Linked DNA regions of Homo sapiens: region 2 is linked to region 1. A link is a loop called in an ENCODE intact Hi-C map of the cell type or tissue named here. Cell type or tissue: sigmoid colon. All regions are shown on one strand. Each heading gives the region's core, and the rest is flanking DNA. Links, peaks and the distances in the headings are about the cores only.

Region 1 (5,376 bases), core at 246-5,245:
CTGGAGCACACCCAGCCCCATTCAGGGTCAGTGCAGGAGGGAACAGGGAATCTGCATTTCAGTAAGCTCCCCAGGTGAGGCTGCAGAGCAGAAACCACGGCTTTCAGACGTGAGCAGGCTCCCTGGGCTCTTGGTGTCACCCTGTTAGCCACATCTGCGGAATGTGGAAGGCAGAACATAGCCACGCTGCTTAGTGCTGCCAGCGAACCTCAGGTTGCATCAGTGGCTGGAATCTATCACAGCTGTTGGGGATACGTAACTCCCAGCAATAAATCCAGTATTTTCTTCCCTGCCCTGAGCTTCCTCTGGGTTTCTTATCAGCAGCTATTACACACAGATGTCCAGTGCTTCTAAACTAAATTGTACTGTGTAACTTTTACATCACACTTGTGTGCTTAAAAAGCACACCGTGGGTAGTGACTGGGCCAAGAGACATCACAAAGCTTCCTGATAAATTTGAATCCAGCCACGGCAAGAGCGACGTGCGGGTACCTGGTCCCTGATGCTTGGGTGCCCCGTTGAGCCTCGGGTACTTCTTGGACACTATTGTGAGAGCAGCCATCCTGGTGTCTCTGCCAGCATCTTGGGGAACGCTGTGATGGTAAAATATCTGTCTCTCCTCTGGGAATCAGGGCAGCCCTGAGAAGTGAGCAGTTCCCTTTACAGATGGATAATTGTTTGTGTAAGACCAACCAGATAAAGTCCAAACTGTGTAGAACACACGTGTGCCTCACACATAGCCATCTGAGTAAAATATTTTTTCCAATGTAGATTTATAATTAGAAATGACAGATTTATAATATAGACTTCAGTAAGTTGGGCACAGCTGTCACTTTCGTGGTATCAATAAAAGGCTAGAAACCTTGGGTGTCCTTGGCAACCTAGCCTTTGACATTGATGTTTTTCCATAGGATTTTCTTCATTTGGGTTGGAATAAAAATGCATTTTTATTCACAAGGCACAGACAGATAAGAATATCATAAGCAGGGAAGTGTCTCCAAAGGTCAGGACATATGTTTTTCTGTTGAGTGCTATATGTGGAGGTCATTGCAAGTTCCCTGATATGAGTATGGTTTCGCTTGCTACATTGTGCCTATTAAAGTAAAATTTTACACAAGCCTCGCATTTCTAAGATTAGTGTTCCTGAATGAAATGTTAAGAAAACATTAAAAGATTATCTCTTTTTAAGATGGAGGAAAAAAAGTGAACAAAGCTAATTAATCTATCATGAAAATTGCACAAAATAACATTTCTTAACAAATTTAATACAATTTTGTGTTCTTTGTTGCTAGTGGTATAAAACGAGATTTTTTTCCCTCATTTTTCTCATTGTAGATGTCATCTCTCACATTTATATCAGTGAGGTTTGAAATTCTGTGTAGCAGTTACTCAGCACATATGAGAGGGCAGCGAATGAATGAGATTTGTCATGTGCTAATAAAAGCTGAATTTTTGTAATCTAAAATGATGTATTTTCTACTATTGCTGTTAATTTGCATTGTTAAAAATTCTTAAAGTTTAATATGTTATGTTCAGTCATTGAAAGCGACCACTCATTTTTTTCTTAAAGTTGATGCCTTTTCTGCTGTGCTAGAGTCAGTATTTTGCTTCTGGCAGGAGAGCTGCAAACTGTGTATCCTCAAACAGATGCAAAAAGTAGTGCTTTGCAAAACGTTTGTTTTCTGTTTATCTCAGATTAACATCCTTTAATACAAGTTTCTTAAGTGTAACTTGTATTTCTGAAAATGCTTAAAATTATTTTATATTTCCCTTTGGGAATTTTTCTCTATTTCCAGCACGCTGATTTGATTTAAAAATGTAATAAGACCAAGAGTTGGAGTAAAGGGATATTCATTCCATGTTAAAAGTGGCTTCATAGCTACTGACAAATGTCTGAACTATTGTCGTGCCCTTCAAAACTGGAGTTTTCTAAAATAATCTTATTTTTATACTTGTATGTTCCAGCAATTTAAGATATATACCATTGAAAGGGAAATAAAACATTTTTGTTTATTTGAATAAATAATACTCCCAACCTGTTGCTTTTGGAATGTTTTGTAAATACTTCTCTTGGGTCACATGTCTGGCGGTCCATTACGTCCACTCCTTCATTGTGGGTTCCTGGAAAATGTCAAGGATAAAATGGAGTGGAAGGGAGGGTTCAGGCTCAATCATTAAGATGCAAAACATGCTGAAGGTGGGGAGGGTAAAGTGCTTTAGAGTCTGGAAACCCTACAGGTGGAAAGAAAACACCTGCAGAGAAGAAACTCAGTAAGCACATTTCAGCGGTCTTAAGGATGGGACAGATGGCTTAGCTTGGTCCTGGGGACTGAGGGTGACCAGGTTGGCAATGCCTGTGCGGTCACTCCCATGATCACCCTGCAGGGAGATGGCATTCTACCATTTCACAGACGAGAAACCATCTCTGAGTCACCTGCCCAGAAAAACACAGCTAAAAAGTGGAGAGGAACCCAGCTCTGTTCCCCTCCAACAGCCCAGCTCTTTCTCTGCACTACACTCTGGTCCATCCGCCATCCTGAACCACACTCTCAGAGCCTAATGCATCACTTGTGCCAGAAGAATCCAGTCTAGTGGTCAGTCTCTAGAGAAGGGTGTGCACCAATATGGGCACAGCAGAAGCTCTTAGTGAATGAAATGAAGATCATCCATGAGCCATGATCTAGCTGCTATGCCAATCCTTTAAATATACGCTGCTTTCAATGACTAGACACTTTTTGTCTGACAATATCCAAATGAGGAGAAAAGAAGGAATCTCCAACCATTAGGAGGTAAAGTGATAGTTACTGGAGAAACAGAGTAGAGTATCTGCTTTCTAGTAAGAAGGAGATGATTTATCCTATTTCGCCATCCCTAAGCTGGAGGGGACATAACGGATGGGATTTTCACGAGTCTGTCACTAGGTGGTGGTGTTGTAAAGCGTTGTGGTATACATAACGTTTGTGCCTCTTTCCCCATTCCGTGTAGCTTTCACAAAGCAGCTTTTTATCAAGTATGGGTATGTAAGTAGACTACATCCCAGAGCTTTTTCATTCTGTGCTTTATAGAATCTGAAAAATAGGCCAGCTAGAGGGGTACTCAATCTTAGAGGCAACCGCCAAATACACATTTCCAGCCCTGGCCTCTACCTGGGTTTTTAGACTTGTATCTCCAAGTTCCTTCTGGACGTGTCTGCTTGGCCATCACTGGGAAGGAAACTGAGGCACAGAGGTGCTATAAAGTCTCCAGGTTCTTCTGGAAATGACAGCCAGATTCAAAACACCAGTGTGTCTGGTTACCAGGCACAAGCTCAATCATTATGCCATTGCCTTTTTAAGGTTAAAGATTTAAAATTACATATGCTAAAATCAAAATGCTACGAGGAAAAAATATTGGGGAAAATATTTGTAACAAATATAAGGGCAGAAGCTGACATTTATCGAACAGCAAATTCTGGCCACGCATCCTGCCATTTCATTCTCAGAACAACCCACAACGAGGTGCACGTGGTACTAAAAACATTTTAAAACCCAAGGTCTGAAGACGGAGCTGCTCCCAAGGACAGGCTCAGGGAAATCAGGAGGTCCAGGGAGGGGAGAATCTCACCCCACAGGATGAGATGCCACAGGCCAAAGGCTTAAGAGTCATCTCAGTAAAAAATGTAAAAACAAAAAGACCTACTGTCTTCAGCATACACAGATTGTACGAAATAAGCCAAGTGTATTATTTTCTGTATTTGATGCTGTGATAGCTGGAGCCCTGTTGACCCTGAAAGGACTGCCTCTCTCAGGGTTGGCTAATTCTAAGAGAAAGTCAACGACTCCCCTGGCAGCCTGCCTTTTAGATGGAAACCCCCGATCCAGAGCGCACACCCATCCACCTCCTCTCTGGAGCTCTCACACTCAGGCCATATCCACCTGCCCTCATCACCCCAGAGCCAGGTACCAGACAACTAGGCACAATTTCCCTGCCCAAAGCCACTGAAATTATTCTAACTAGCCAAAGCTAAGCCTGCTTACCCTGCCTCTTCCCTTCTTTCCTACAGAAACCACAGTAAAGCCTCCTGTTCCGTCTTGCCCCATCCTTCGGCCTCCTGACTACCCCTGTGCTTTGCTGCGTGGCCCTCAGTGGCAGCTGTGCCTTCTGTTTTTAGGCATCTATGAATACAAAGAGCTTCTTTCTTTATGACAGTCTTTTGTGTGTCTGTGTGCCTTATTACACCTCATTAAAACAAATCCCAGATACCCTTCAAACACCAAGAATAGAAGAGTGTTAGAGTCCAGTAGAAAAACATGCAAGGGCTGTCAACCAACAGCTGGCCAAAGTGGGAATACAAATGGCCGAGAAACTGAGAAGTGTTCAATCTTATTAATGTATGCATAATATGTAAGTAATTACAGATAGAATGAACAAAGCTTTTAATTATTAATAGATGTCCAAGAGGTCACCCATCTTCTGCTTTGCTGATGGAAAGTGTAAATCAAAACAATCATTTCAAAGAGCCCTAAAAAATAGCCAAGTCATCTTTACATCAATACTTTCTTTAGAAATCTCTCCTAAAGAGATAGAAATATGGACAAAATGGGATAGGGTATAGAGCAAAAAAAGCAATTTGCTGAATATGCCAATATTTCATTGATTTTTAAAGGGAAATATCATATATGGATGTGAGAGTATAGAATTTAAGAGTGTAGTAAGTACATGAAATTCACACTAATCTATTACCCTCAAATTAGGACTCATACATAAAGGAGATGGCTTAAGGATGTTTAAATTAATTTTATTTTGTATTCAAGTAATACGTTGTAATGGTTTATTTTATGTGTCAACTTGAATGAGGCATAGGGTGCCAGGATATTTGGTCAATTATTATTCTAGATGTGTATATTAACTCAGGCCACCATAACAAATGCTATAGGCTGGGTGGCTTAAAAAAACAGAATTTTATTTTCTCTAATGTCCTTGAGGCTGGAAAGTCCAACATCAAGATTCAGTAGGCTCCTGGTGAGGGATCTCTTCCAGGCTTGCAGGCAGCTGCCTTCTTCCTGTGTCCCCACATAGCCTTTCCTTGGTGTGTGAACATGGAGATCTCTCTGTTGCTCTTTCTTTTCTCATAGGGTTGCCAATCATATTGGATTAGGATCTCATCCTTATGACCTCATTTAACCTTAATTACTTCCTAAATGCCCTATCTCTTATGCAGTGACATTGGGGTGAGGGCTAGGATTTTTGGGGGCACACAATTCAGCTCATAGCAGTGTGTCTGTGAGGGTATTTTTGGATGAGATTAACATTTAAACTGGTAGAATGAGTAAAGAAGATTGCCTTAAGGCAGGTGGGCCTCATCCAATCACTTGAAAGCCTAAATAGAATTTAAAA
Region 2 (5,376 bases), core at 72-5,071, 180 kb after region 1:
AGGCCATGCTGCAGCTCCTGCAGGACAAGGACACCTACAGCTGGCTCCTGAAGGAGCGGAGCGACACCAGCGACAAGCGGAAGTTCCTGAAGGAGCGGCTTGCACGGCTGACGCAGGCTCGGCGCCGGCTTGCCCAGTTCCCCGGTTAACCACACTCTGTCCAGCCCCGTAGACGTGCACGCACACTGTCTGCCCCCGTTCCCGGGTAGCCACTGGACTGACGACTTGAGTGCTCAGTAGTCAGACTGGATAGTCCGTCTCTGCTTATCCGTTAGCCGTGGTGATTTAGCAGGAAGCTGTGAGAGCAGTTTGGTTTCTAGCATGAAGACAGAGCCCCACCCTCAGATGCACATGAGCTGGCGGGATTGAAGGATGCTGTCTTCGTACTGGGAAAGGGATTTTCAGCCCTCAGAATCGCTCCACCTTGCAGCTCTCCCCTTCTCTGTATTCCTAGAAACTGACACATGCTGAACATCACAGCTTATTTCCTCATTTTTATAATGTCCCTTCACAAACCCAGTGTTTTAGGAGCATGAGTGCCGTGTGTGTGCGTCCTGTCGGAGCCCTGTCTCCTCTCTCTGTAATAAACTCATTTCTAGCAGACACTGCTCTGCCATGTTTTGTATTTTGGCGAGAAGCCTGAAACTAGCAGGTAGGGTGCAGTGGAGCAGTGGACGTAAAGCTGCCCTCTGTGGCGGGGCCAGGTAGGAGCAAGCAAAAGAACAGGGTCTGATGATTTCCTAGAGACTGGAGGGAAATGGGGGAACACACTTTAAAAAATGAAACAATATGAAGCCAACGGTGCTAACTTAATAATGTGCATTGATCAAATGTCCAATTTGTTGAGTCACTGGGCACCTGGCATGGAGTTGAAAAGCACAAGGCCCAGTCAGGAAGCGGTTGCCAGGCCAGGTGCGATGGCTCACGCTGTAATCCCTTCACTTTGGGAGGCCGAGGCGGGTGGATCACCTGAGGTCAGGAGTTCGGGACCAGCCTGACCAATATGGTGAAACCCTGTCTCTACTAAAAATACAAAAATTAGCTGGGTGTGGTGGCGTGTGCCTATAGTCCCAGCTACTCAGGAGGCTGAGACATGAGAATTGCTTAAACCCGGGAGGTGGAGGTTGCAGTGAGCCCAGATCGTGCCACTGCACTCCAGCCTGGGCTACAGAGCAAGACTCCATCTCAGGGAAAAAAAAAGGTTTCCCAGTGGGACTTTACCTGCAGAGGCTGTGGCTGGGGGAGCGGTCTGGGAAGCAGAGAAGGCGGAACACTAACCTTGGAGGAGAACCTGACTGAAGTTCTCTGGTCTAGCCTGGTTGGGGGAGACTCGAGCCACACTCCTACGCCCTGACTCTGAGAACCATGGCTCCCAATCAGTGCTGCTGCTGGGCCTCCTCACCATGAGGCCAGGGCAGGCTCAAGGGCAGGAAATCGAACAGTGGACTAGATGGATGGGGCAGGAGAGGACCGGACACTCTGTCCCTTAAGGGGAGAGTTGAAGGATCAGGATTGCCCCAGCCTAGGAAAGAGAAGGCCAAAAGGCAACAAGAGAGATGAAGTGTGAGCACCAAGGTGTGACATCCTCTGGGGAGGTATATTCTAGATGATCAGTGTGGGGAATGGGGGTACTTTCTACAGAGGGGCCCCCGGATGGCATGGCTTCCTCAAGAGCTGTGAGGTCCCAGGCAGTGGGGGCATCAGGCCAAGCTGCACAGCTGCTTGTCAGGTTGGGGGTGGGGGCTGGACCAGCAACACCATCCTCTCCCCTCTGGACCACGCCCCCCCATCCCAGATCTCTTCTGACTCTTGGGACTGTGTAATTTTCAATTCTTCGGGAAGTTTGAGAATACATTTATAAGAGAGGATGTCCGGAGAGCAGTGGACATTTCACAAGCCCAGGTCAGCAGCTGCCGCTGGGCAGCAACTTTATGGTTCCCCCAGGTGCTGAAGTGCACCTGCAGGTTGACTTGATCTACTGTTAACAGAGGGTGATCAGTTTGACTCATGCTTAAGGGAGAGACGACACCAACACACACACAGAGGTTTGCAAGAGTAAGGCAGGGTGGATCCAAACATTCTTAATTCAATACTAGGCACGCGTTCTCGCAGTGGACATGGCCCAGGTCCTCTGGCTGTGTTGGTGCATCAGACAGCTCGGCCCTTCCATGAGGCAGGTGCCCTCTCGTGGCAGGCCTGGGAAACTTCTCCACTACAAGACGTCCCTTCCTTCCACCACCACCCAAATCAGTCTTCCACTTGCCTTAAGTTTCTGCTGCACGGGAAACAGAGTCAGAGGTGTCAAAGTGTTGCACAGGATTCTATTTTGCTGTTGTTAGAATTTTGCTAGTGATAACCAGAGAGGATGGAGGAAGAAAGTTGACAGTATGTGTCCCAGAGAACAGCAATTTCAATTTCCCCAGCAGAGTGAACCTGCTGGGGATGCCCCAAGGTGCCCGCAAGGATGTTCCTTTCAGCCAAAATGAACATGTGTGGTGATCCCCCAGGCCTGTCCTAACTAGTCATCCAGAGCCGAGAGGGGAGTGGCCCCAGCGGCCAGAACTGGGAGAGAGCCCTGGAGACCACTTTGTGTGACTCCTTCCTGCACTTAGAGGGGCCCTGAGTTCAGGCAAGCAATGGAACTGCCCCTCCCTACCCACCCCTCCATTCCCAGCCATGACGGGCAGCGCTGGCATCACACCCTGCTCTCCGGCTTCCGTGGCCTGCCCTGTAAGTGAGGCAGGAAAATCGAGTCTGGAGGCAGGAATGTAAGGCTGATTCACACTTCAACTCTAACAGGGACTATCCCCTCCACAGGGAGTATGCCGAGTAAATGACTTTGTAACTTTACTTTATCCTCTTCATTTACATAGGGCCCCCAAAGTAACCAATGGAAACCTCTAGAGGGTATTTAAACCCCCCAAAAACTGTAATGGGGCCATTGAGCCCCTAGGCTCGGGCCGCTCCCACCCTGTGGTGTGTACTTTCATTTTCAATACATCTTTGCTTTTGTTGCTTCATTCTTTTCTTGCTTTGTTTGTGTGTTCTGCCTAATTCTTTGTTCAAGACACCAAGAACCTGGACACTCACCACCAGTAACATAAGCACTGGCTCAATGGTCCATTGACCTGTGCAGAACAGACAGGATTATAATGATGTCTGCTCAGGGACCTTCACTCCAGGCACATCTGGGGCTCAGGGGACCCCATAGGATGGGGCTGAGTTAGGAGCAGAGCAATGACAGGGCCAGGAGTGTATTGAACAAACCAAAGTAGAAAGCCCCAGTTTTCTGGAACCCAGGGTCTGTCATGCTGCAGGTGCTTAATAAATGCTGTGGTGCCATCCATGTGAGATGTGACTTGCTCCTCCTTGCCTTCCACCGTGATTGTGAGGCCTCCCCAGCCATGTGAGACTGCAAGTCCAATAAACCTCTTTCTTTTGTAAATTGCCCAGTCTTGGGTATGTCTTTATCAGCAGCGCAGAAATGGACTAATACAGTAAATTGGTACCAGTAGAGTGGGGCACTGCTGTAAAGATACCTGAAAATGTGGAAGCAACTTTGGAACTGGGTAACAGGCAGAGGCTGGAACAGTCTGGAGGGCTCAGAAGAAAACAGGAAAACGTGGGCAAGTTTAGAACTCCCTAGAGACTTGTTGAATGTCTTTTTTTTTTTTTTAATTAGATAGAGTCTCTTTCTGTTGCTTAGGCTGGAGTGCACTGGCACAATCTCAGCTCACTGGAACCTCCACTTCCCTGGTTCAAGCAATTCTCCTGCCTCAGCCTCCTGAGTAGCTTACAGTAGATCATGGGCACCTACCATCATGCCTGGCTACTTTTTGTATTTTTGTAGAGATGGGGTTTCACCATGTTGGCCAGGCTGGTCTTGAACTTTTGACATCAGGTGATCTGCCTGCCTTGGCCTCCCAAAATGCTGGGAGTACAGGGGTGAGCCACCACGCCCAGCCTTTTGAATGGCTTTGACAAAAATGCTGATAATGATATGGACAATGAAATTCAGGCTGAGGTGCTCTCAGATAAGAGATGAGGAACTTGTTGGTAACCGGAGCAAAGGTTACTCTTGTTATGTTTTAGCAAAGAGACTGGTGGCATTTTGCTCCTGCCTTAGAGATTTGTGGAACTTTGAACTTGAGAGAGATGATTTAGGGTATTTGGTGTAAGAAATTTCTAAGCAGCAAATCATTCAAGTAGAGACTTGGGTGCTGTTAAAGGCATTCAGTTTCAAAAGGGAAACAGCATAAAAGTTTGGAAAAGTTGCAGCCTGACAATGCAATAGAAAAGAAAATCCCATTTTCTGAGTAGAAATTCAAGTCAGCTGCAGAAATTTGCATAAGTAATGAGGAGCTGAATGTTAATCCCCAAGACAATGGAGAAAGTGTCTCCAGGGCATGTCAGAGGTTTTCACAGAAGCCCCTCCCATAACAGGCCCAGAGGCCTAGGAAGAAAAAGTGGTTTCATGGGCCAGGCCCAGGGTCCTTGTGCTGTATGCAGCCTAGAGACTTGATGCCCTGCATCCTAGCCACTCCAGCCATGGCTGAAAGGGGCCAAAATAGAGCTTGGGCTGTGGCTTCAGAGGTTGCAAGCCTTAAGCCTTGGCAGCTTCCATGTGATGTTGAGCCTGCCAGTGCACAGAAGTCAAGGATTGAGATTTGGGAACTTCTGCCTAGATTTCAGAAGATGTATGGAAACGCATAGATGCCCAGGCAGAAGTTTGCTGCAGGGTGGGGCCCTTATGGAGAACCTCTGCTAGGGCAGTGCAGAAGGGAAATGTGGGGTTGGAGCCCCTACACAGTCCCTACTGGGGCACTGCCTAGTGGAGCTGTGAGAAGAGGGCCACCATTCTCCAGACCCCAGAATGGTAGATCCACCAACAGCTTGCACCATGTGCCTGGAAAAGCTGCAGACCCTCAACACCAGCCCATGATGCAGCCAGGAAGGAAGCTATACCTTGCGAAGTCACAGAGGTGGAGCTGCCCCAGACCATGGGAACCCACCTCTTGCATCAGTGTGACCTGGATATGACAGATGGAGTCAAAGGAGGTCATTTTGGTGCTTTAAGATTTGACTGCCCTGCTGGATTTTGGACTTTTAAGGGGCCTGCAGCCCCTTTATTTTGGCCAATTTCTCCCATTTGGAATGGCTGTATTCACCCAATGCCTGTACCCCCGTTGTATCTAGGAAGTAATTAACTTGCTCTTGATTTCACAGGCTCATAGGTGGAAGCAACTTGCCTTGTGTTGGATGAGACTTTGGACTGTAGACTTTTGACTTAATGCTGAAATGAGTTAAGATTTTGGGGGACTGTTGGGAAGACCTGATTGGTTTTGAAATGTAAAGATACGAGATTTGGGGGGTGCA

What was found. Peaks named below come from ENCODE experiments on the same cell type or tissue, not always from the same donor. Only the 100,000 strongest peaks of a DNase experiment are listed, where the experiment ranks them.
Region 2: it touches region 1 in a loop (14-fold over the local background); 99 of 110 quality-filtered maps call a loop at or near these places.

The regions. Positions count from the first base shown.
Region 1 is chr21:41,280,496-41,285,871 of GRCh38, forward strand. BACE2 (beta-secretase 2) reads left to right here. Exons shown (of 9, transcript NM_012105.5): 9 at 1-2,035. Among named protein-coding and RNA genes, the nearest start is that of FAM3B, 34 kb to the right of the region's middle. RefSeq lists an enhancer at 1-451. In sigmoid colon, for the core only: a CTCF peak has its summit at 2,917 (motif pointing right); a DNase peak (open chromatin) is centred at 2,911; H3K27ac peaks cover 168 bases; H3K27me3 peaks cover 471 bases.
Region 2 is chr21:41,458,610-41,463,985 of GRCh38, forward strand. It overlaps MX1 (MX dynamin like GTPase 1), which reads left to right. Exons shown (of 17, transcript NM_002462.5): 17 at 1-603. The coding sequence ends at 149. Among named protein-coding and RNA genes, the nearest start is that of MX1, 35 kb to the left of the region's middle. RefSeq lists enhancers at 1-82, 1,275-1,364, 1,905-2,104. In sigmoid colon, for the core only: a CTCF peak has its summit at 2,206 (motif pointing left); a DNase peak (open chromatin) is centred at 2,172.